Linked DNA regions of Mus musculus: all the other regions are linked to region 2. The links are chromatin contacts, found by POLR2A ChIA-PET in ENCODE. All regions are on one chromosome and are shown on one strand. Each heading gives the region's core, a stretch centred on a gene start or an enhancer-like site at or near the end of the contact. The rest is flanking DNA. Distances are from core to core; before and after follow the strand shown.

Region 1 (5,337 bases), core at 201-2,700, 170 kb after region 2:
CTCCATCTGTAAAACGAGGATAATGGTGGGCTTTATATCTAGATTGATGTAAAGATCAAATGTGACCATACATACAAAGCATCCAACGCAGTTTGTCTTAGCTCCCTCCTCCTTGGTGATGGATGTCATGCTGACCCGGGTTAGTATTTGGAAAGTCCTCTCTGGCAGCGTCCCGCCCACCCCCACTTCTACCATTGGTTATTCTGGCATCTCAGTTTTAGGTAGGGATAATCAGGGAATCAAATGGACAGTGGGAGGTCGGCGGTGGGAGTGTGAACTGGGAGGAGTCTTGCAGGCAAAAAGAATGAGTCTGGAGTGTTGTTGTTTATCGTGGCCAGAGGCCTCAGAAAGACACAGCCCTCCTCCTCGGATAAAGGAGGGTGAAGGAGGAACACAGCTTGAGCTGGGACTCACAGAATATGACAAATATGTTGATGGAAGCAGACACATTTCAGTTTATGCAACCTAAACATTTTCCTGCACTAGAAGAACGTGATGGGGTAAGAGTTAGGGGGGTCCCCTAAGGGGCTAGGAGAGATCAACCCCCCTCTTTCTGGGGAGTGCTAGAAAACGCAGAACCACCTAGGACTGGTTAACACTAAGAGATGACATGGGAGGGGTACTTCATTTTCTCAGGGTCCGTATTTCCCACTTGTCTAGCTAGTAGCTCAGATCAGAAAAGGCCTCATGGAAGAGGCCACAGGTAGAGGCAGCCTAGAAGATATCCCCTGGGGCAGTGGAAAAGAAGGGGCTGAAGACGCTGCCACCTGGGAGAGAATGCCCCTGAAGTAGTTAGAATCAGATAAAAAGTCAGGCTGCTATTAGAATTCAGAGATTCCCTCTGGGCACCCTAAAAGCAAAGGATCCAGACGGGTTATCTGGATGCTAGGCCTGGGTGCCTATGGAACGCCCCTCCCCAGTATTCCTTCCAGGCTTTAGCCCTCATCCTCTTTCTTGTTCTACTCTCTTGTTCCTCACTCTGTAACCCTCCACCCCCTGCAACATCTCTTTGTCCCCTGCAGACAGGGGGCAATGTTGCATCCTTCGACCTCCTGCAGGTGGTGGTCCTTTGCCCCTCTGTCACGATTTTCCTCGGAACTGACCCACGGAACATCTATCTCAATGCCACGCTGAGCTCTCTGCCTCTCCTTGTGGCTCCTCCTTCCGCTTGCCCTTTGGTCCTACTCATTCCTGACTCTAGCCCCTTCCCCATTCTGAGCCTCAATCTCCAGCTCCCTCCGTGATGCCCACCACTCTCATAGCCCCGCCCCTCCCTGCCCCTCCCACCTTGAGGCTTCCGCGGCCCAATTAGGCGCCTGCCCCGCCCGCAGCCCCACCCCTCGCCCTCTCCGAGCCCCGCGGAGCGGGTGGGCGGGGCCCAACGGAGGAGGCAGTGGCCCCAGCCAGGGAAGGCGGGAGGAGCTAGGCGCTAGGCGGGAGGCCGCGTTCAGTCGGGCAGCGCAGCGGGAGGGAAGCACGAGGCCGGAGCCGGCTGCTGGGCTCCGCAGCGCAAGCAGCGCAGCGCGGCGCCCGGGCCCCGGCCCCATGCCCGCAGCCCCGCCGGACCGCCCTTGAGCGCGGGCGTCGCGCCCGCGCCCCTTACCCGCCGGCATCATTGCCCCGACGGCGCGGCCGGGTGGCCCGGCTCTCCCAAGGCTCCGCGCCGGCCGGAAGACCCTGCTGGCTGCCGCCGCGGGCGTGGTGATGCTGCTCGTGCTGGTGGTGCTCATCCCGGTGCTGGTGAGCTCCGGCGGCCCGGACGGCCACTATGAGATGCTGGGCACCTGCCGCATGGTGTGCGACCCCTATCCCGCGCGGGGCCCCGGCGCCGGCGCGCGGTCCGACGGCGGCGACGCTCTGAGCGAGCAGAGCGGTGCGCCTCCGCCCTCCACGCTGGTGCAGGGCCCCCAGGGGAAGCCGGGCCGCACGGGCAAGCCGGGCCCTCCGGGGCCTCCAGGAGACCGGGGCCCTCCAGGTCCTGTGGGGCCGCCTGGGGAGAAGGGTGAACCAGGCAAGCCTGGTCCTCCTGGCCTGCCGGGTTCGGGAGGCAGCGGCGCCATCAGCACGGCCACCTATACCACGGTGCCACGCGTGGCCTTCTACGCCGGCCTCAAGAACCCTCATGAGGGTTACGAGGTGCTCAAGTTTGACGACGTGGTCACCAACCTAGGCAACAACTACGATGCGGCCAGCGGCAAGTTTACATGCAACATTCCTGGCACCTACTTTTTCACCTACCACGTCCTCATGCGCGGCGGCGACGGCACCAGTATGTGGGCAGACCTCTGCAAGAACGGCCAGGTGGGCCATGAGGGGGCGTGGGGCTGACCTGGGGGCAGGGCTCCCAGGGAGCCCCCAGGAGAATGCGTATTGGATCAGAGTCGACAGGCACACCGGGCAGGCGTAGGTGGAGACCCTAAAGCGGCCCCCTTAACTATCATGTGAAGAATGGTTGTAATTAGCGGGCACCCCTGAGTCTTCAACCCTTGGGCTTGAGCTCTTAAGGGAGAGGCTACAGGGCACCCGCGGAGTGGAAATGCGTAAAGATAAATCCAACTAGTCAGATCACAGGGCTCTAGGGCGCACGAACTGGTCCGTAGGGGTTTGGCCCGTGGGAGACTGATTCAGGCTGATTTCTCTTGAGAGCTAAGATTCAAGCTGACGCCGACTGGCTTTAAGGGAACAGCAAGGATGCTCTAGGGCAAGGATAAGGAGAAGCAGTCTCCGCGCCGGAGGGCGCTAAGACGAGTGGCTGTGCGCTCAGGAGAAGAAGGAGGAGGGCTGCAGGAAATGTTTTGCGCACAAAGGCAGAGGGAGTTCGTTGCCCAATAGCCTTAACTGCAGTACATCCCTGGCCCTAGAGAAGGGACCATCGAGCTGAACGAACACCCTTTGCAACCCCCCTGGAATGCTCCACCTTTTCCCAGAGTAACAGAGCTATCCTGCGCCTCCCGGGAAAAAGTTTCCTCTAGAGGCGGGGCGGAGTGATGGAAACTCCCCTCCTTAAAGTCTCCAGGTACAGCTCCTCCAGTATCCTAGAAAATAGGGAGCTGGTGTGCACGTGTCTGAGACACGGATGCACAGCGGTGTCCTTGGAACCACCCACCCTGGGTTCTCAGCTCCCTGCGCTCTCACCTCTGGGTTACAGGGGCCCCACCCCGGGGGCGTGGTCAGACTGAACCTTCTTTTAGCTGAGGCCAGGGTCAAAATTGAGGGTAGGCAAGTGGAAGCTGGAAGGAATCCCCTACAATTGAGACTCCAGATCTTCTCGGAACCCCTCCCACTGCAGCACTACCCTGCTTGGGTATCTGCAAAGTTTGGGGATAGGAGAAAGGGCAGAAAGCCTATCTGTGTGGAAGTCTGTCCTCTTTTTTTCTTCTGCCTGCTCCTCCCAGTCCCCACTATCGTGTCTGCCTCTTCTTGCTCTGTCTTTTGACCATTTCTTACTGGAATCTGCCATTCATCTCTGTCTCTCTTCTCTGGGTTCACCTCCCCCCACTTCTCTATTGCTGTGACTCTCTCCCATTTGTGTCTATCAGGCTTCTGGTGTCTCTCCTCTTTGTCCTTGGTTCCTGACCAAACTGGGAGGCTCCAACATCTAGCAAAGGCTCATGCAGACAGCCCCACAAGTCCCCTTATTAATCACCAATAAGGCATGCAGCAATGTCACCTTCATTGAGGGACTGTCTTCCTTCTGCAAAGAAAGTTTGAGCTAGTCCAAAGTGAAGGCTTCAGGGACTAGGGGCTTGCTGGCATTGAGAGTGGTCACTAGTCCCTTAGACATTGCTTAGACCACAGGGGGTCACAGCAGGGCCCCAGCTATAGGGCATGAGGAAGCTCCCAAGATAGCAGGTGCTTGTAGTGGGGCTGCTTGCCTTAGTCCCTTGGAGGCGGAAACATTCCCTAATCCCTTCCTTCCCTACCAGCAGTGCTAGGATGCTGTCAGAGCATAATGGAGGAGAGGTAACAAGCTGAGAGGACCACAGGCTACTGCAGGATCACTGGATGGGAATTTTAGGGTTTCAAAGACTTAGCACATTAACAGGTACTCAAGACCACCCCCCCCCAACAACAACAACAACAAAATAACCAAGAATAACAATGGAGTCTACAGCCTTTTGTGACTTCTTCCAGATTGTCCAAGAGGCTGGCTGAATCTTACCAATGAGCCCTCATGTTAGCTGTGCCCTCCACAAGAAACAAGGTTTGAAGCTTGTTGGGCACCAAGGGGTTAGTAGGTTAGTCCATCTACACTCTAAGACTTTATGGCTTATGTAGTGGGCACAATAGTACTGGGCATACACTAACACACTCAATACACACTGCATTAAAGGTGGGCTGGGGGTGCACCTAGCAACTCCTGTTTCCAAATGTGTCCTCTGAGAGAGAGATCCGGTGGTGGGTCCGCCCTACCCTAGCTCAGAACCACTTGGCAGAGAGGAAGGGATGGCAGCTCTGATTACCAAGTCAGGAGACACCACTGAGGAGGAAGGAGAAGGTCATGTGTAGGGGAAGACTGGCTTAGAGGTATGAAGCCATTTAACTAGGCAGAGGATAAGAATGGCCGGGCTGCAGAGTGCGTGGGGGCCGAGGGGAGAACCTTCCACGTTCAGTGCCTTCAGGATCAGAGGCCTCCGTAGGTTTTGAGTTCCTACTTTCCTGCTTGCAGAGGGGTTTCCGATCTGTGCTTTGGTCCTTCCCTGGACAGGATGAGTAGAAAAAGGGATTGTCAGCCACATGCCTAGTGCCTAAGGACCCTTGTGTGCAGTCCACTGCACATCCACGGGATAGCTTTGAGTCAACACTCCCAATCTGATGGCTCCTGGTCCTAGTGCTTAGGAGGAGGAGCCTGGGGAAAGTGATCTAGGCTGCTGAGTTGCCCACAGCTACCTCCGTGTCTATGGTTGACACAGGTCAGGGTGGACACAAACTGATAAACATGGCTACAGGCAGAGGTTGTATGAGGACATGCCAGTGGTCAGTATGCTTTTTGTCTAGGGTGGGGTGTATGGGGAGGGTGGGAGTATTAACACATGGATTAGGGCTTGGAGGATGAAGGCTGACAGATACATAAATTGAGGACTGTGCTGTTAAAAAAAGAAAGACCTACTGAGGGACAGGCTTGGTGGCACACGCCTTTAATCCCAGCACTCAGCAGGCAGAGGCAGGAGGATCTCGGTGAGTTCAAGGCCAGCCTGGTCTACAAAATGGGTTCCAGGACAGCCAGGGCTGTCACACAGAGAAAGCCACCAAGGATCAGCTTCTCATCTGGAAGGTGGACAGAGATCCACCTATTCTCTAGACTCTGGGGCCATTCTTAGCACGGAGCCTAGAACC
Region 2 (5,925 bases), core at 2,055-4,554:
GGTTTTGAAGGTCCCAAGCCGTCCTCCTGGCACAGCTTTTCTTGATTATTGATTTGTAGCTGCATTCGTTCTTGATGTTCCAGTCAACTCCACTGTTACCATTTAGCTGGCAGGAAGGCTGAGAAGCCCCTGCCCTAAGGGGTTTTTAACCACCAAGGAATTTGACAACCTCCTGAGTTCTTGAACCCACTTGAATATATATAATATATTCAATATATATATATATATATTATATATATATATATTCACACAATTATGTGGGGCTTGTGGACCCCCAAGGCCCCCTATGGTTTTTAAGACTCCAAGTTACGGAGCCAGTTGTGCTAATAATTTTAGCAATATAATTGCCCTAAGGAAACACTGACACAGGTCAGGTGACAGGGTTGCATTAACTATACTGACATGAGAGAACTGTTGAGTTTACCATTTTGATTCTGTGATAAGGCCTAGTTCTCAGAGCCTCCCTGCATTTTCAAGAGCAGCCTAACCTAGGCAGCTGTCCAGGCAGCCCAGGAGATTGAGAATAGCTGCAGTACTGGAAACATGCAGGGTTTGTATTCATCATCTAAAGACCTCAGCCCGCTCCTGAGCCAGCTTTACTTGTAGAAAGGGGCATTTCAAATTTCAGTTGGATTCTAATGGAAAGGGCAGCTTTTCTTTCTTATTTTCAATAGAAAAAGTACTTAAGTGTCAGACATTGATGCTAAGTCCTTAGATCACTTAGCCATTTGAAGTCCAACATATCGCTAACATGTTTTCTCACAAGTTTATCTTGGCTATCTCTTGGATGTACTAAGAAAGCAAGTTTACCAGGAGCCTTACTTACCAAGGTAGGCAAACAGGAACTCCATTGGAATTTTGTGGGGTGGTTAGGACGGAAGCCAGGATTACTGAAAAATTGACTTGTGGAGATGAAATGAGGCTTTTCGTTATCTAACAATTGCCAAATCAGGCTTATACTTTTGTTAGCACTCTTTTGAACAGCCATCAAGGTGCGCAAGCTAAGCTGCTGCCTGTAGCCACTTTCTACTCCCCAGCATTAGGAAGCAGGCACAACATTGAGTACATTTTACCTGAACTGTATTTTGAAAATTTAAAAACCCATTGGTGGGGGTGGAGGGAACAAACTGAATTTCTTCTATTCAAGTATTTTTGCAAATAGATAAATTTAACAATCTTGGTACCCCACCTCAAAAGTGCAGTCACACAAACCAGCACGATTTTTAATCTCTAGAAATCACACTGAAACTGTTACATTTACAAACATTAAATTTATTATAACTAGAATGAATGTAATGGGTCTCAGATTTGGCCACCTTATAGCTCCGCTTAAGGAGGGGATTTTTTTTTTAAAACAGAAAAATGCATTATAACTTGGTCAGATTACTTGCACATTAAGAAACAACATCTAAGGAGGAAAACATGAAAAGCAACCCTTCAGTTTCACATAATTAAAGAACAGGAGAAAGCACACAAGCAACATCATAGCTAAATTTACCAAACCAAAGCCGGGGCGATTTTCTCTTCTGATTATGTGTCATAAAAAGGTCCGCTGTCTTATATACACATGTATATAATGTTACATTCCAGCACTGTAAAAAGTCCCCTTTGCCCCCTCCCCCCAAAAGTTTTCAGTCTAGTCGCCGAACTTGGAAAGAGGCGCTCGCTCCTGCTGCCGGTGCAGTTCGTTCTCGGTCAGCAGCTGGAGGTTCTCAGCGCGCAGCCGGTCCAGCTCTAGCTCGAGCTCCCGCACTCGCGCGTCGACGCCTCCCAGCCGCTTGCTTTCCAGCCGCAGCCGGTTATTTTCGTCCTCCTTGCGGGAGAGGCACTTCTCCAGCTCCAGGTACTCTTTGATGAGCTCCTGCTTGCTCATGTTCTGCAGGCTCTCGGCGTGGTACCGCTCGTACGTCTCCGAGAAGTCCCGCTGCAGAAACTCGCTGCCGTCCCCTCCCATGCCATCGCTGCCTCCGTCTTCCTCACCAGCTTCTTCCACAAAATCCTCATCGCTGGTGTCGTCGGATTTGGCGGCTGCCCGCTTGGGGTAAAGGCCGGTTTTGAGATCAGGCTCCTCCTGATCGTGGTCATCCATGAGGAACTGCGTGGTGTTATAGGGCGCAACTGGCTGGCCCTTGGCGAACATCTCGGCTCGAACCCGCGAAGCTCGCAGGCTCTGCTTCTCGTCGAACTTTTTCTTCTCCTCCCAAGTCAGCTTGTAGTAGGGCTTCCAATGCCGCTTCTTCTTTGAGGGGCGTCTCCGATGTTTTTTCTTGCCCAGCTGTCTCTGTTGCTGTCCCCATGGCTCCTCGCCTCCGGCGGCAGGAGCCTCCTGCTTGGTGGCCTCCGAGTCATGACCTGGCTGCACGAGGGACTCTGACATCGGCTCTCCCTCCGCCGACGGGGAGGCACCGCCAGTGGATAAGTCCTCCCCATTCTGGCCCTTCTCGCCCTTCTCCAGGGAGCTCAATTCTGGACAGGCATTCGTCTGCAATGGGGGCAGCTGGTGCTTCAGGCCCCCTTCTCCCTCCTGCCCTGGACGGCTACCGGACTGCAAGGACGCTCTCGATTGCCACCTACTGTCCTCCTTGGGCACCCGTTCCTCCGCGCTTGGGGGGCGCTCAGAGGTATGCTCTTCATGGACAACAGCAGCACCTGTACAGTTGCTAGTTTGAGGCTGGTGTTGATGTTCTGTCAAGAGTGGCTCGGCCATGGCTTAGTAGAGTTCTCTTCTGGAAGTTTGAGAAATTCTGGCTTAAGGAAAGAGGTTTTTCTTTCTTTTCAAAATATGTCCAACAAAGTCCTCTTCGGTCAGTAATTTCTGCAGTGACGCCTTCCGTCCGTCCTGTCAGCAAACTCCAATCGCAACTTGGAGTCCAGTCAATAAAGGGTTAAGCGCACACAAGCGTGGCCAACTAGCAGGTCCGGGGGTTCAGCAGCAGGCACCGTATGCAAATATGCAGAGGGGTGGGCTTCACGCCTCCCCGCCGAGTGCTCCCACAGACGAGGAGTTGGTGCGCAAGGAGAGGAGGTTTAAGTCCAATGGGTTAAACCCAACCCGAAAGGGTTAAAACTACCCGATGACGCTGCCTCGGAGGGGCCGAATCCACAAAGGGTTAAATCCCCTGCCGCAGAGCCCACAAGGGGTTAAAGTCCCAGAGCCGCCACCTCCCACTTCCACGGGTGTCGCTCCAACCCGAGCTCCCAGTTCCTCAGGCCGGGCCGGAGCCTTAGCCGAGGACAGACAAACTCATCTCCCCTCTGGCTCGATGCTCCGCTCAGTTCTCCTCCGCCTCCTCCTCTTTTCCTCCCTCCCTCCCTCCCCCTTCAGACAGCTCTTCTTCCGCCTCCTCCTCCGGCTTCCCCTCCCAACCTGACTTTCCACCTGCCAACTTCCAACTGCTGTCTCCAAGCCCTCGGCGCCTCTTATATATAGAAGCTTGTAAGCCCCGCCCATGCGCATGCGTAACGGAGTCCAGGTGTGGGGCAGCCGGGAGTCGTAGTTCCCTTCTTTCGGGCCCGCCGTCCTCGCGCGCCGTGCAACGTAGCCAATCATAGAATGCGTAGGGGGCGTCTCCCAGGCCGCCTTCTTCCATCGCTTAGCTCTCGCTGAAGAAACGTGAGCAGTCATTGGGCAAGAGTTATTCGTCTCTCCGAGGAAGGAAGACCAATTACAGAGGAGATGGGGCGGGTTCTGGACCATACCATTGTGCTTCAGGAATACAAGAAGATTCCATGACCTTTGGGAGCTTATACAGAATATTTTTATTAAAAGGTGCGTTTGAAAATCTACTGTCATATTCTGTTCTCAGCGGAAAGGTTCTGATGGCCATAAACCGTTTTCAACTTATGCAAAAATGGTCTGTCCCTAAAAAGTAGTCCCTAAAGTGTAAAAGAGGATTAAATTCTATAAAGAGAGCTGTTAGTCGTGATTACTGACATTGGATTCTTAAAATTACAATAATGTCTCTGAGGTAGGTGATGGGTTTCTTGGAGAGAGATAAGCGGAAGGATATTTTGGACAACTATTTATTAAAAAGACGAAAAGCGCATGAAGAAGTAAACAAATGAATTAAGAAGTGCCGCCTTAAAGGGACAGTGTGGTGGCCTGCCGAGCATCAGCTTCAGACTAGGCCTCAGGAACTGAGAGGGCGGGTTCGAGTCCTGAGTGACGTCGGTCCTCAGGCTATCCTGGAGGCCCTTAGGTGAGAGCAGCCACCCAGGCCAAGAGCTATCTCCGCACCAGAGGTGAAAGCAAAGTGGTCCTCCGCGGCCGAGCTCTCCGCCTGAGCCCGGATGGGAAGCGCGTGGTGAGGAGGAAGGACTCGCCCCGAACCTCGGCTTCTGCCGAAGAAAATGGCCTCCCGGGGTCGACTTGGCCTCTTCGCTTCCGATACCGCAAACCTTTCCCTAGCCAGGATACTCTGGAGAGATTGGGCCAATTGATGCGAAGTCTGTGTTGGGGAGGAACCCAAAAATCTATGCGTTCCCGAAAAAAGGGGGTGTCATCCACAGAGATGAGGTGTGTGTGTGTGTTGGGGGGAAGGCTTCGAGAAGGAAAGCTGAAGGCCTTCCCTGAAATGGGTGTGCTTGACCCAGGGCCGTAGGGTACATTGGGGGTGAAGTGGGGGTTCTACTCCCCCTTAAAAGGGATTCACATTCTTTTCCCCTACTAGAAGGACCCGAAAAACTCCCTTTAATCCCCTTGGCGTAATTGCCACTTCTCCCTTTGCCTGAGTACCCAGTGAGCCATTCTTCTTTTTCCTTACATTCCAGCCATAATGGAGTGAGATTCTACACATGAAACTATTTGACCAGCGCAGCCATGTGAGCGAGGTAGGGCAGGAGTTAGCCGCCATTTTAGCTATAGGAAAGCTCTGCGCCTTGGAGAAATCAAGTGACTTATCCAAGGTCACCTGACAACGAAGAGGCAGTTGTAACTAGAGCGGGTCTTCCTTGCGTCATCTAATACGGTTTTTCTGTCAAAAACACAAAAGCCAAGACCTGGAAAGCCAGCTCAGCAGTTAGTGAACGGGCTGCTCTTCAGAGGGCCTGAGATTGGCTCCCTGGGACTCACACGATGGCTCACAAATGTCTATAGCTGCAGATCCAGAGGAGCTGATATCCTCCATTGACAGCAGGCACATATGCTGTACACACATGCAGGAAAGAAAAAAAAAATCAGATATGTAAAAAAAAAAAATTAAAAACAAGACACAAAATCCTTTCTCCCACACTCCCTCAGTAAGTTTTTATTTCCAGTAAAAGCTTCAGCTCATTGCAAACTATTACAAATTGGCAGTCATTTGTTAGGACAAAAAAGATAAAAAGTTTTGGAGCTTCAAGTTGCCAGGACTGCACAATGAAGCCCGGCCACAGTGAGCCAAATGGCAATAAAGAAAATCCATGCAGCAACTTGCAATCAGACTGCTTGGGACTTGGAAATCTGTGTATTACGGAGCAATTGACTTGGAAGGAGCAGGAAGCACAATTTTGTTTTTGAGGCAAGGCCTCAGGATATAATATAGTCTTGCCTGAAATGCAGATCCTCCTGCCTCAGCACCACGGTAATAATTAGGTGCACATCACCTCCCAGGTTAAAAGTGTTTCATAAGTAAAAGGGTTTATGAACTTCAGAGTGCTGGGTGGGGCCGCAATCTAGTGTGAGACAGTCTCGAGGGGAAGCAAGTGAGAATGCCCTAAGGGGACATGCAGCTGTTTTGAAAATGACCATTCTAGCTTGTTTTCCATGCATTGCTAGAAACCTGGTCTGCCTGAAAAGCCTGTCTTTCTTCATTCATTACTTAGAACGCACCAGGAGACCAAGAACAAAGATGGAAAGGGGGCTCAAGGTATGGGAGATGGCTGCATAGTTAAGAGCATTTGTTCTCTAGAGGATCCAGGCTCCATCCCCAACATCCACGTGGCAGT
Region 3 (5,474 bases), core at 2,547-5,046, 240 kb after region 2:
AGAGCTTATCTGACACTAGGGGCGTGGCAGGCAGCAAAACACTCTCAGCCAGCTGAGCCACTGGCTATCCTGGGGATCCACACAGATCAAATTATGGGTTGGGGAAGTGGGAAAGCCCACTACTTGAAAAGGGAAGCGCTGTGAATTTCTCACAACCATTCTTTCAACAACTCTGCAGAAGGCACAAAGTAAACACCACAGGATTCCTTCCAAGGGGCCTGGAGAGATAGCTCAGCGGTTAAGAACACTGGCTTCTCTTCCAGGGGACCTGGGTTTGATTTCAGCACCCACAAGGCAACTCACAACCATTTGTAATTACACTTTCAGAGGCTCTAACACCTAGTTCTGGCCTCCTCAGGTACTGGGTACCCACATGGTGGACATACATACATACATGTAGGAAAAACACTCATACACATAAAGTGTCTTTTTAAAATGCCTTCTGAGACCACTGAGGAATGCTGAGGGCAAACAGTCCTATCAATGGACTCCATACAGTTCTAGCAGCTCCTGTAGGAGCCCTTCTTCTCCCTGTAGCCCAGCAGATGGCTCCTCCACAGTGAGGCCCTCCTGCATGGGTCTGGTGGTGCTCATGGCTTGCAACTTCTGAAACAGGCGCTGGCAGCTCTCTCGCTCTGCATGGCTCAGCAGGCTCAGGTTCAAGTTGAACCGCCCAGTGTTAGCCAGGCTGTGCAGAATCCCCAGCACTGCTGTCCGGTCGCTCAGCCTCGCGTGCTCAGCCAATGCCACCAGCAGCTCCCCAAGAAGTCCAAAGCCCACATCCATCTGGAAGAGGTGGCCCAGCTTGGGCCCCCCAAGCTGAAGTAGGGCCTGGTAGCGCTCTGGCCCACTTCTTAAGTGTCGCCGCCAATCACGGTAAAATTCTGCAGAGGTGGTGGGCTGGAAGGGTGATTTCTCCTGCATTTCAAAGGGAAACAGGTTCAGAGCTCTTCTTGCCGCTCTGCAACTGCAAAGGGGGAGGTGGGTTATGAGTTTTCATGTTAGCATTTCAACTGTTCTCTGAGCTCAGGGAGGGCTGGACTCTGCGGCCTCATTTTCAGATGAGGGAACTGGGGAGAGAGGAGGAAAGAGGGAGGGAGGGCCAAAGAAATCCAGGCTAGGATCTGAAGGTTTCCTTTGTACTGGGGTTTCCTCCTGAGAAAGAAAACATAGCTCTTGGCCCTTTAGAGTGAGTCAGAGCTTGCTCCGAGAAAAGTAAAATAGTGTACAATAAATCTCTGGGAGAGAAAAAGAAACTCAAACGAGTGTTGAGTGTCTGACAGGCTGGGTCCCTCTCCAGTACTGCCCCAGGGTCATTATCCTGTCTACCACATGACCAGATGAGGAAAGTTAGAGGACTGTTGCGCATGTCTCTACTCAGCGCGACCATCTGATTGCTGTTCTGGGATTGGTATGTGTGTGTGTGTGTGTGTGTGTGTGTGTGTGTGTGTGTATCTGTTGGCTGTCATGAGACATAAGGAAGAGGTATGGGCTGTAAGAAGACAGGGTCATAGCTTTATCACAGAGAACTCCTGCTGAGCTAAAGAGGCTAGCCCACACCTACCTGGGGTATTTCAGTGACCACATCTTGAGAAGTCCTTTCCCGAGTAGTGTGACAATTCCAGGGCACAAATCTCTTTCCTCCCATCTTGTCCTTTTGTTCCAGAGGTTTCAGGTGTGATGCAAGAACAATACCTCTGTGTCAAAGGTAGAGATTGGGGAATGAGCTTAATGATTCCCTGTGTGGAGGGCAGCTACTTGGCTACACTTGTTGACGGGAAACAGGGCAACTACTACAACAGCAGCAGCATAGAGGGCTGAAAGTCTTCACGCACTTCAAATGGGCTAGCTGCTGTGCTCAGCATCTTTCAGGCCATAACTCATGCAACGATAGCAACCATTCCTCTCTCTTACAAAATTGAGGCTCAGTCAGGTTAAGGAGCTTTGGTAAGATCATCAGGTAGCAGAGGGTGGGGGCATGACAGAAGCCTAGAATGATCTCAATTTAGACTGCTTGCTTTTAATTCCTGTAGCCCACCATGAGAGGAGGGCCTGAGAAAAATAGCAAGCCAACCTGAACTCCTCATAGGAAGGCACCCTTTGCTCAACTGCCCGTAACTTGGCTGCGTTCTCCCTTTTGTACTTCTCGTCAGCAGCAAGGGCAGCCTGCAGCTCTTTCTCCAGGGCCTTGAAGTTGATTACATCGTTCTTCTCCATGGCTAAGGCCTGGGAAGGCAAGAAGAATGCATGTCAGCAGAGCTTAAGTCTTCAGGGTAAAGATGATGCCCTGGGATTCATTGCCAGAATGTGAAATGACCCAAAGCAATCTGATACTTAACCTGGAGTGTTATAAAAATCTAGTTTCTTCCTTTACAGGTAAAATGGAATTGCGTGATGAAAATGTATTCCAGGCTTCTCACTGAGAACAAAACAGAAAGGTTTCCCGTTTGAAGTCTTGACTTTGCTCTCTGCTTCTAACAATATTTTAGACACTAAGGGCTGGATCAGCGGTAGGATTTTGCCTTGTGAATGCAAATGCCTTGGGTTTGATCCCCAGCAAAACACAAAACCACAACACACACACACACCTATTAATTCAGGTGTTTCATCTGAGGAGGCAATTTGGAGTTCAGATTTCTGACTCTTCATTCTTTCACATAGGATTTCTCTATATCAGTTTATTACCATAAAGGAACAGAGCGGGGGAGGGGGGGAGAGGGGAGGACAGACACAGATACAGAGAGAGACAGAGAGGTTTCTTTTATTATCTACTCCAGCTCAAGGACAAAATTTCACACTTCACTAAATGTCTTTAATGAAGAAAAAAAAATCACCTCAACCAAAAGCAATGACAAAGCAGGAAGTTGAGAAGTGTCAGAAGGAGAAAACTCAGTAGCCTCCATCCCCAAATCCCTGAGCAGCACAGAGCGGCAGGCAAATGTGTGCTGTGTGGGCATTATCTCCAGTCCTACCACTGAAGTCCTGCCGCCTCCCGGTATGTGTCTGATGGGGCTGTTTTCATAGGAAGCTATGTGTTCCGGTCTGGCTTCTGACATTTACTTATGATACCTCTTTCCACCTCAGAATCCTGGTGAGCTGGAGCCATAGTTCACTCATGATCAGCCCTAGGGCAGGAAATGAGCTGGTCCGCAAGCAAATCCACAGCCATCCCAACCATGATGGGAAATGGAACGCCGAGAAGTGGGCTGTGTTACTCAGCCAACAATTGTACTCAAGAGTCTCATACCCTAAGCAATATTTTGGGGGGTGAGGAGATCTCGCTGTGCCTAGTTTGCTCTCTCCAAAACTTCTGAGCTCATCATGATCTAGGCTCAGCCTCTAAGCAATAGAGACGATAGACTCTCGCTACCCGACCCATTTCTCTGTCGAGTTCTAAGCCTTCTCCAATTATAGAATGACTAGAGCAATCCCCTTTACTGTCCCTAAACCCTCACCCAGTCTTGGACTCCCTGCTTTCTCTCGAGAAACCCCGGATCTGGTAGAACACCTTAGTGCATCGCCCTCGCAACAGAGATTGTTGCCTAGCAACGGCGCCACCAGTCTGCCCACGTGACCGGCCCGAAGGCCCTCCTTTCAGGCTGTCCTAAGGCGCCTGATCAGAATCCTCCGGCCTTGCTTTTTTTGTGGAGAAGTCCACGCTTCGTTTTGAGGACCAACAAGTTGGCCTTTCCCATTTCTGTCTCCGGGGCCAGAATTTCTCGAAGCTGTTCCTTAGGCAGAGCTGTCCTCCGAGGCGAGGCGGTCCGGCGACGCGCTCGGGGTCCTTCCTAGCGCCGGGCGCCGGCGTTGTCGCGGCGTGCGGCGGAAGCGCGGGCTCAGGCGGCGGACCGGGGCACTCGGCTGAGCATTCGGCGGGTGAGCTGGCCGGGAAGGGTCCTTTCGGGGCTTGGGGAACGAGCGAAACATGAGCTTGGGAAGAGGCGATTTATATAGTACTTATCCCTTTCGCTTAACGAACGCGTAAATTGAATTCTGGCGTGGGAAAGAGAATGAAAGACCCCAACGCACGCACACACCGTCGATTCCGGGGTTTCCGCGGTCCCCAACGTGGTTAAGATCCTGTCCCTTAGTAGAGGTGGCGCTGTAAAGACCCAGGCCCCTGCCACTCCCCCTTCCATCGGTGCCTGCTTCACCGCCAGACTGTCTCCATCTTCAAACTATTCTGCATCCGAGCTGACTGTGATGGCGAGTGCCTAATTTTTGCGCTCTGGAGATGCAGACAGAAATATTGGTGCAGGTTCAAGGCTAAGTAGCGGGTCTGGTTCAAAAAGCCAAAACCAGAAAAGATTCCAGCATTCCTTTGAGATTCTGCGTTGCAGTGGGAAGATGCAGTTTTGGTTATTTAGAGTAGCTTTACTTAAACTAAGCATATCACTAATTCACTCCCCTACCCAAAGCCACCCTCGAAAAACAAAACTAGCAAAACGTATTGAGGGCCTATTTTGTCCCAGGCACTGTTGTCGTTTTGCTCCTATTTTATTATTAACATTTATCAGTAGCGGGCACACACACATGTTCCCTAAGTACTACTCAGGCATAACCTTGACTTTACTTAGGCGAGGGGTGTAACTCGGTGGAGAAGTGTTTAGTAGAGTGTGAGGCCCAGGATTCGATCTTAAGCACCCAGCCACACACTAAGAGATTAGTGTAAGGGTGGCCTGGCAAGTATATGTGGAGTGACAAATAGGTGACATTAAAGGAAAAGGGTGAGTTAAATGAATTAAGAAGGTATACATAGCCAGAGGACAATGGGAATGACAATTATCCTGGGGGCAGAGATGAGTTTGGCTTGTTCAGTAAACAACCTTCTTTAAAAATTTGTGATGGTAATCTTGGGAGAAGACAATGAACATAATTGTGGTTGCCTCTTAGAAATAAAAACAGTAGGTATACTGTAAGAAATACCAGAATTTCAGAACAAAACATTCCACTCCCTTAGCTTTACTGAGTGTCTTTTTGTGCAAGGTGCTGTCAGGGGCATTGGTGCGTGAACACAAAGGAGCATGGGGATTCACGTGCTCAAGAAGGTCAAGTTTTGTTATGACCAACATTTGTTACTTGTTGCTTTTTGAGACAGGGTCTCTCAGGATGTATGTAGGATCATGGGTATAAGATCCTATGCTTGGATAATCACACTGTGTGTGTTTCTGTGTGTGTGTGTGTGTTTCTGTGTAGTAAGTGAGGATCAGATGTGCTGTGGCTTGCAGGTGGAGGTCAGAGGACAGCTTCAGGGTTTGGTCCTATCTCCTCCTTACTGCCAATACCAGGCTAGCTGGCTCTGAGCTTCAGAGAATCTCTGCCTCCCATTTCCTGTTGGCCGTCTAGGATCACAGACACTCACACTACCCTATGTAGCTTTTCAGTGGGTTTCCAGGACTGAACTCAGGTTATCAGGCTGCACAGCTAGGTACTTACTCATTGCCTTTATAAGGTTTTAGGCAATAATAAATCAC
Region 4 (5,359 bases), core at 1,083-3,582, 190 kb after region 2:
ACTGAAATTCTTCTCCACTGAAACCTCTTAGGCCAGGTCTACACAGTTCAAATCACTCTCAGCAACAAAGTCTCCCATATTCCTACTAGGATAGCCCATTAAGCACCACTTTAAGCATTCCACTGATGTCCAAATCCAAAGTCCACATTCTTACAAACAAAAGCATGGTCAGGCCTATCTCAGCAGTACCGAGTATGGTTCCTCATACCAACTTCTGTCTTAGGGTTTTACTGCTGTGAACAGACCCCATGACCAAGGCAACTCTTTTTTTTTTTAATTTATTTATTATATGTGAGTACACTGTAGCTGTCTTCAGACACTCCAGAAGAGGGCATCAGATTTCATAACAGATGGTTGTGAGCCACCATGTGGTTGCTGAGATTTGAACTCAGGACCTTCAGAAGAGCAGTCGGTGCTCTTAACCTCTGAGCCATCTCACCAACCCCCCTTTTTTTGTGGTTTTTCGAGACAGGGTTTCTCTGGCTGTCCTGGAACTCACTCTGTAGACCAGGCTGGCCTCGAACTCAGGAATCCGCCTCTGCCTCCCAAGTGCTGGGATTAAAGGCATGTGCCGCCACGCCCGGCTCCAAGGCAACTCTTATAAGGACAATATTTACTTGGGGCTGGCTTACAGGTTCAGAGGTTCAGTCCATTATCCTCAAGGTGGGAGCATGACAGCATCTAGGCAGGCACGCCTCAGGAGGAGCTGAGAGTTCTACCTTTTCATCTGAAGGTGGCTAGGAGAATACTGACTTCCAGGAAGCTAGGACATGGGTCTTAAACCCAGGCCCACAGTGACACATTTACTCCAAGGCCACACCTTCAAATAGTGCCACTCCCTGGACCAAATATATTCAACTCACTATACCCAGCATGTTTTAACTATACCCTGTATCATCTTATGTTATTATTAGTTATTAATTCTCTTCTCCCCCACCTCTGTCCCTTTTCAGGAACTCCCTATAGTTCAGGCTGATCTAGTATTTACCATGTACATGAAGCTGGCTTTGAACTTGTAACATTTTCCCTCTCCTGCCTTGGCATGTATCACAATCCCCACCTGTGATAAATATCTAAGTTTTTCCTATAGACTGGGAGCTCTGTATATCACATATCACTGTAACCTCTGAACCTGTCATAACAATCGTTGAATGAATCTGAGAACACCTAGTGCCATTTTATTGAACATCTACAAGGTGCGTTATTCACATTACGTTTTTTTTTTTTTTTTTAATTTTTACTTATGGGGATTTAGCTCAGTGGTAAAGAAAAGGCCTTGGGGGCTAGAGAGATGGCTCAGCGGTTAAGAGCACTGACTGCTCTTCCAGAGGTCCTGAGTTCAATTCCCAGCAACCACATAGTAGCTCACGACCATCTGTAATGCTCTCTTATGGTGTGTCTGAAGAGAGCAACAGTGTACTCATATACATTAAAAAATAAATAAATAAAATGAAAGACCAAGCAAACTTCACTCACTCAAAAGAAAAGGCCTTGGGTTTGGTTCTCAGCTTGGGGTGTGTGTGTGTGTGGGGACGTTTAGGGCGCAAAAAAACAAAACAAAACAAAAACAAAAACAAAAAAACCAGATTTACAGTAAGCGAGGAGGGAACTTCTTTACCAGGAAGCTATCATTAAACAACTGTTCCTTTTGGAGACGGAGAAGGCAAGAGTATTCAGTGTTCTTGTATCTTTGTACTAACCCTAACTTCATGTAATTTTGTTGTTTTTGTCCTCACTAAACTAAGTGTGGTGAATAAATAATTTGAGTCAAGTTATCCAGTATTAAATGACTCTACTAGCTTGTTCACAGTTGTGGTGAAAGAAACCCTACAGTAACCTTTACATGCCCCAGACTTGCTCACAACGCCACCATGAGGACAGTTTACTTGAGAGAGAGATCGAGTAAAGTTCTCATGTAGCTCAGGCTGGCCTGGAACGCTCTACCTGGAGGGTGGCTGGTTTCGAACTCAAATAGATCCGCCAGCCTTTGCCTTCTGCGTGATGGGATTAAAGGCACGAGCCACTCTGAATTGGAGGGTGCCTATTTAAGCCACAAAAGCAGGTTTTAAATTCTGTCGAATGTGTGGTCGCTGTAACCGCTGCTGAACTCAGCCCACAGACCACAGAGACGGGGCAGGCCCCCTGGTTACACTGCTAGAGACTCGATTCTGGTGGCAATTCCGCTCCGTCCGGTTTGATTTGGCCAAAGAAACCCAAGGCGCGCAAGAGAACTAGTGCGCAAGCGCACCCCCGGCTGTCTTTGTTACTTAGGAAACAGCCAATCAGCGAGCCGGGCGGTGACCAATGAGAAGCGCGGATGAGCGGACCGGCTAGTTTGAACGCGCCGCGCCGGAAGAAGGTTGGTTCGGTGGAATCGGGTGTGGGGGAGCTCTCTCCTGAATCCGAGGGCTCCTGTCCGAGGCGGAGGGACGCGTAAGCGACCCCCGACACCAGCACCGGGAACCGACGAGAGGTAGGCTTTGGTCGACGGTGGGGCGGCCCCGCGGGCTCGGTGCAGAGCTGTCGTTTGCGCGGGCTCGCTGCAGTTGTCTGGAACCCGAATCAGCACTTGTTTGGGCAGGTCAGGGACGAGTAGGAGGGCACTTCCTTTACACCGAGAATGCAGCCGATCGTGATCTCTGCGTCCCACGGTCCGGGGCCCATATTAAGTCCTCTCATGTATACCCGGTCCTTTGAAAGGTGCACCCGGCTCCGTAGCAGCTACCCCTCCTCGTGTGGGAGGTGGAATTGGGTCTTTCTACAGGTCAGAATTGGAGATCTGGGACGCCCGGCAGGAGAGAATGGGAGAACCACTCCGCTCCTCTTGTCAGAGCTGATTACGCGGCTGTGTGTGTACCGAGGGAGGCAGCTTGGTTACTGGGACACTCCTAAACACTGGCGAGCATGAAAGAAAACCAGGCCTCTATTAGTACCAGGATGATCGAGTCTTTTAGCCTTGGACATTTGAGCTACTGTGACAAGTACAAGGTAGAGCCTGTTTTGTGCCAAAGAACTTAAAATACTGGTTTGTGTTGGTTTTGGTGGTTCAGTGCATCATAGGGAAATGATGTATCATATAACTTTACCAGCGGTGTCTAATATTTGTTGGGCACTTAAAAACCGAATGCCATTCAAGCTTAACACAAACCTGGTGAGACAGATAATTAAAAAATATTACAATTTGCATGTTGAGAAACGGAGGCACAGAGTGTAGTTAAGCTTGACTTGGGAGGACATATATAATTTTACTTTTGTGGATGAGCTTTTTGTTGTTAACAGCGCTTCCTTCAATGTCCCTATCCTATTTCTTCCATGCCTATTTCATTATGGAACCATGCCCTCTGCCAGTCAGGATTTTAAGGCATCTCATTCTCCATTACTTTGTTTTTATCTAATTTCGCTCCATTTGTACCTTTTTTTCTCTCATGGTCTAGAGATCAAACCTAGCCCTAATACCTTTTTTTTAAAAAAAAGTATAGAAGCATCATATTATTAGAGACATTTGCAAAGCTTTTCTCTTATCTAGTGACACAGCAACTGAAATTATCATAATATTGTATAAACTATATTCTCTCTCCACAAACAGTTAAGTTATAAATACAAACTAGGCATAGTAAAATAATCCCAGCCCCTGAGAGAGAGGCAGAGGAGAAGAGTCTCTGAGTTTAAGGCCAGTTGTATTGAGACTCTTTCAAAACACCACACACACACACACACACACACACACACACACACAAATACAAATGAAAAATTGAATTCACACTTGGGAATTTAAAACAAAAATACACTGAAGTCAGTTAAATAGATCATAATTATAGTTAAAAGAGAGCTGGCATGGGGTTAGGGGTGTGAGCTAGTGGCAAATGCTTCCCTGGTATGCACTGAGGCCTGAGTTTAGTTCTCAGCACCCTCACCACGGTCCTCCCAAAATAGAAGCTATAGAAATTTTTAGTTGGTGTGAGGTCAATGAGGTGATTAAATTAGCTTAAAATTTACCTTCACACAAATGAAAACAAACAAACAAACACTCAATTCCCAGATATTTACAGTCAATTAGAAAAGCAAACCTTTTCTTTCCATCTTAAGAGTCTAGATTTTATTTTGAACGCGATTAAAATTACAAGTCTACCCTTTTTATAGGTGTGCTTGTAAAAACCTCATCTAAAACCTCAGGAACCAGAAAGTAGCATGTTCAAGGTCCTAAGTTCAGTCCTCTGCACTGCCAGGGCTCAGTGTCTGCGAGTGTGGGTCAGGGTAACCTGGGGATGGAGACAAATGCCATTAAGCTAACAAAATATGAAATGACAAAGAACATTCCCCTGTAAATGAGTAAAGATGCGAGAACACTCACTATCGCTGCTTCCAGCCGATCCTGTTCTAGGATTCCTAGCCAGTAAGACAAGAAAAATAAATCACAACTTATAAGAGGGAATAAGCAAGGCAGACATAGTGGTGGCGTGTGCGTATAGTCCCAGCACTTAGAGAGCAGAGGCACCAGGATCTCAAGGCCAAGCTGAGCTGTATATCCAGATCAAAGAAAAGGAAAAACAAAAGAAAGGCATCAACTATATTATAGCTCAGCATTAGGACATGTGCAGCACCCAGCACTGGATAGAAAAAGCATAGCCTATGTAAGATATTCTACTTCAAAAGCAAGCTGTGTGCAGGAGGGTGCAGTTATTGTAACACACTGCTCTATGGATGCCAAGGTGAGGGATGTACAAAGCCCAGAAGCTGGGCAAAAAAAACCCTACTAGATTGACCTGCAGGTAGAACTAGTGCAAGGATGGAGTAGTGTCTCGGTGCGAGCTTAGATTCTAGCCTTGCCTACTATCTATTTGATGGGGTATCTTTGTTCCATGACTTTGTGCACCAATTCTCACAGAATGGGATTGTTGGGAAAGCTAAAAGAAGCCATTTGTAAAGAAAAGAAAGCATTTAGCATAGCGTGTTTACCATGCAGATACACTCGGTGAAGCACTCTGTAAATGTTAGCTATGATATTTATAGAGGCTTTAGGGTCAAGCCTCTGTTCTTCTCTGGCCCTTATTCATTCATTGGACAAGTACGGTCAGCATCTGCTGCGTGCCGAGAAAGGCCCCCAAATACTTGGGGTGAGTGTGTGAGACAAGACACAAGTGTGGGAGGAATGCTAAAAATTAGTGAAGGGGCTTTCGCTGCCCCTGTAGCAGTACCACGGGAGAGATGAACGCCTTCCTTCCCCTCTGTCTTAGCTCTCATTGCCTGCAGAGGGGGGAATCCCCACAAGTCCTCAGAAATTCTCCTCCAGGGCCTTCAGAGGTTGATCTCATCCCTACAAGGGTGGACAAGAGAAACCACCCCTAAAACATCTGGATCC

Evidence for each region. ChIA-PET counts read pairs that join two places held with the same protein, here RNA polymerase II (POLR2A).
Region 1: POLR2A ChIA-PET joins it to region 2 with 12 read pairs in embryonic stem cell. The contact joins the promoter of C1ql1 here to the promoter of Hexim1 in region 2. POLR2A ChIA-PET finds 5 or more read pairs at or near these places in 3 of 5 experiments (Patski and embryonic stem cell).
Region 3: POLR2A ChIA-PET joins it to region 2 with 17 read pairs in embryonic stem cell. The contact joins the promoter of Eftud2 here to the promoter of Hexim1 in region 2. POLR2A ChIA-PET finds 5 or more read pairs at or near these places in 4 of 5 experiments (Patski and embryonic stem cell).
Region 4: POLR2A ChIA-PET joins it to region 2 with 39 read pairs in embryonic stem cell. The contact joins the promoter of Kif18b here to the promoter of Hexim1 in region 2. POLR2A ChIA-PET finds 5 or more read pairs at or near these places in 4 of 5 experiments (Patski and embryonic stem cell).

The regions. Positions count from the first base shown.
Region 1 is chr11:102,942,829-102,948,165 of GRCm38, reverse strand. It overlaps C1ql1 (complement component 1, q subcomponent-like 1), which reads left to right and starts at 1,450. Exons shown (of 2, transcript NM_011795.3): 1 at 1,450-2,301. The coding sequence starts at 1,705.
Region 2 is chr11:103,113,704-103,119,628 of GRCm38, reverse strand. It overlaps Hexim1 (hexamethylene bis-acetamide inducible 1), which reads right to left and starts at 3,304. Exons shown (of 1, transcript NM_138753.2): 1 at 1-3,304. The coding sequence starts at 2,707. The coding sequence ends at 1,637.
Region 3 is chr11:102,879,297-102,884,770 of GRCm38, reverse strand. Eftud2 (elongation factor Tu GTP binding domain containing 2) reads left to right here and starts at 3,796. Exons shown (of 28, transcript NM_011431.3): 1 at 3,796-3,876. Ccdc103 (coiled-coil domain containing 103) reads right to left here and starts at 3,547. Exons shown (of 5, transcript NM_028492.3): 1 at 3,456-3,547; 2 at 2,340-2,419; 3 at 2,075-2,226; 4 at 1,565-1,697; 5 at 1-918. The coding sequence starts at 2,217. The coding sequence ends at 481.
Region 4 is chr11:102,922,097-102,927,455 of GRCm38, reverse strand. Kif18b (kinesin family member 18B) reads left to right here and starts at 2,332. Exons shown (of 16, transcript NM_197959.2): 1 at 2,332-2,473.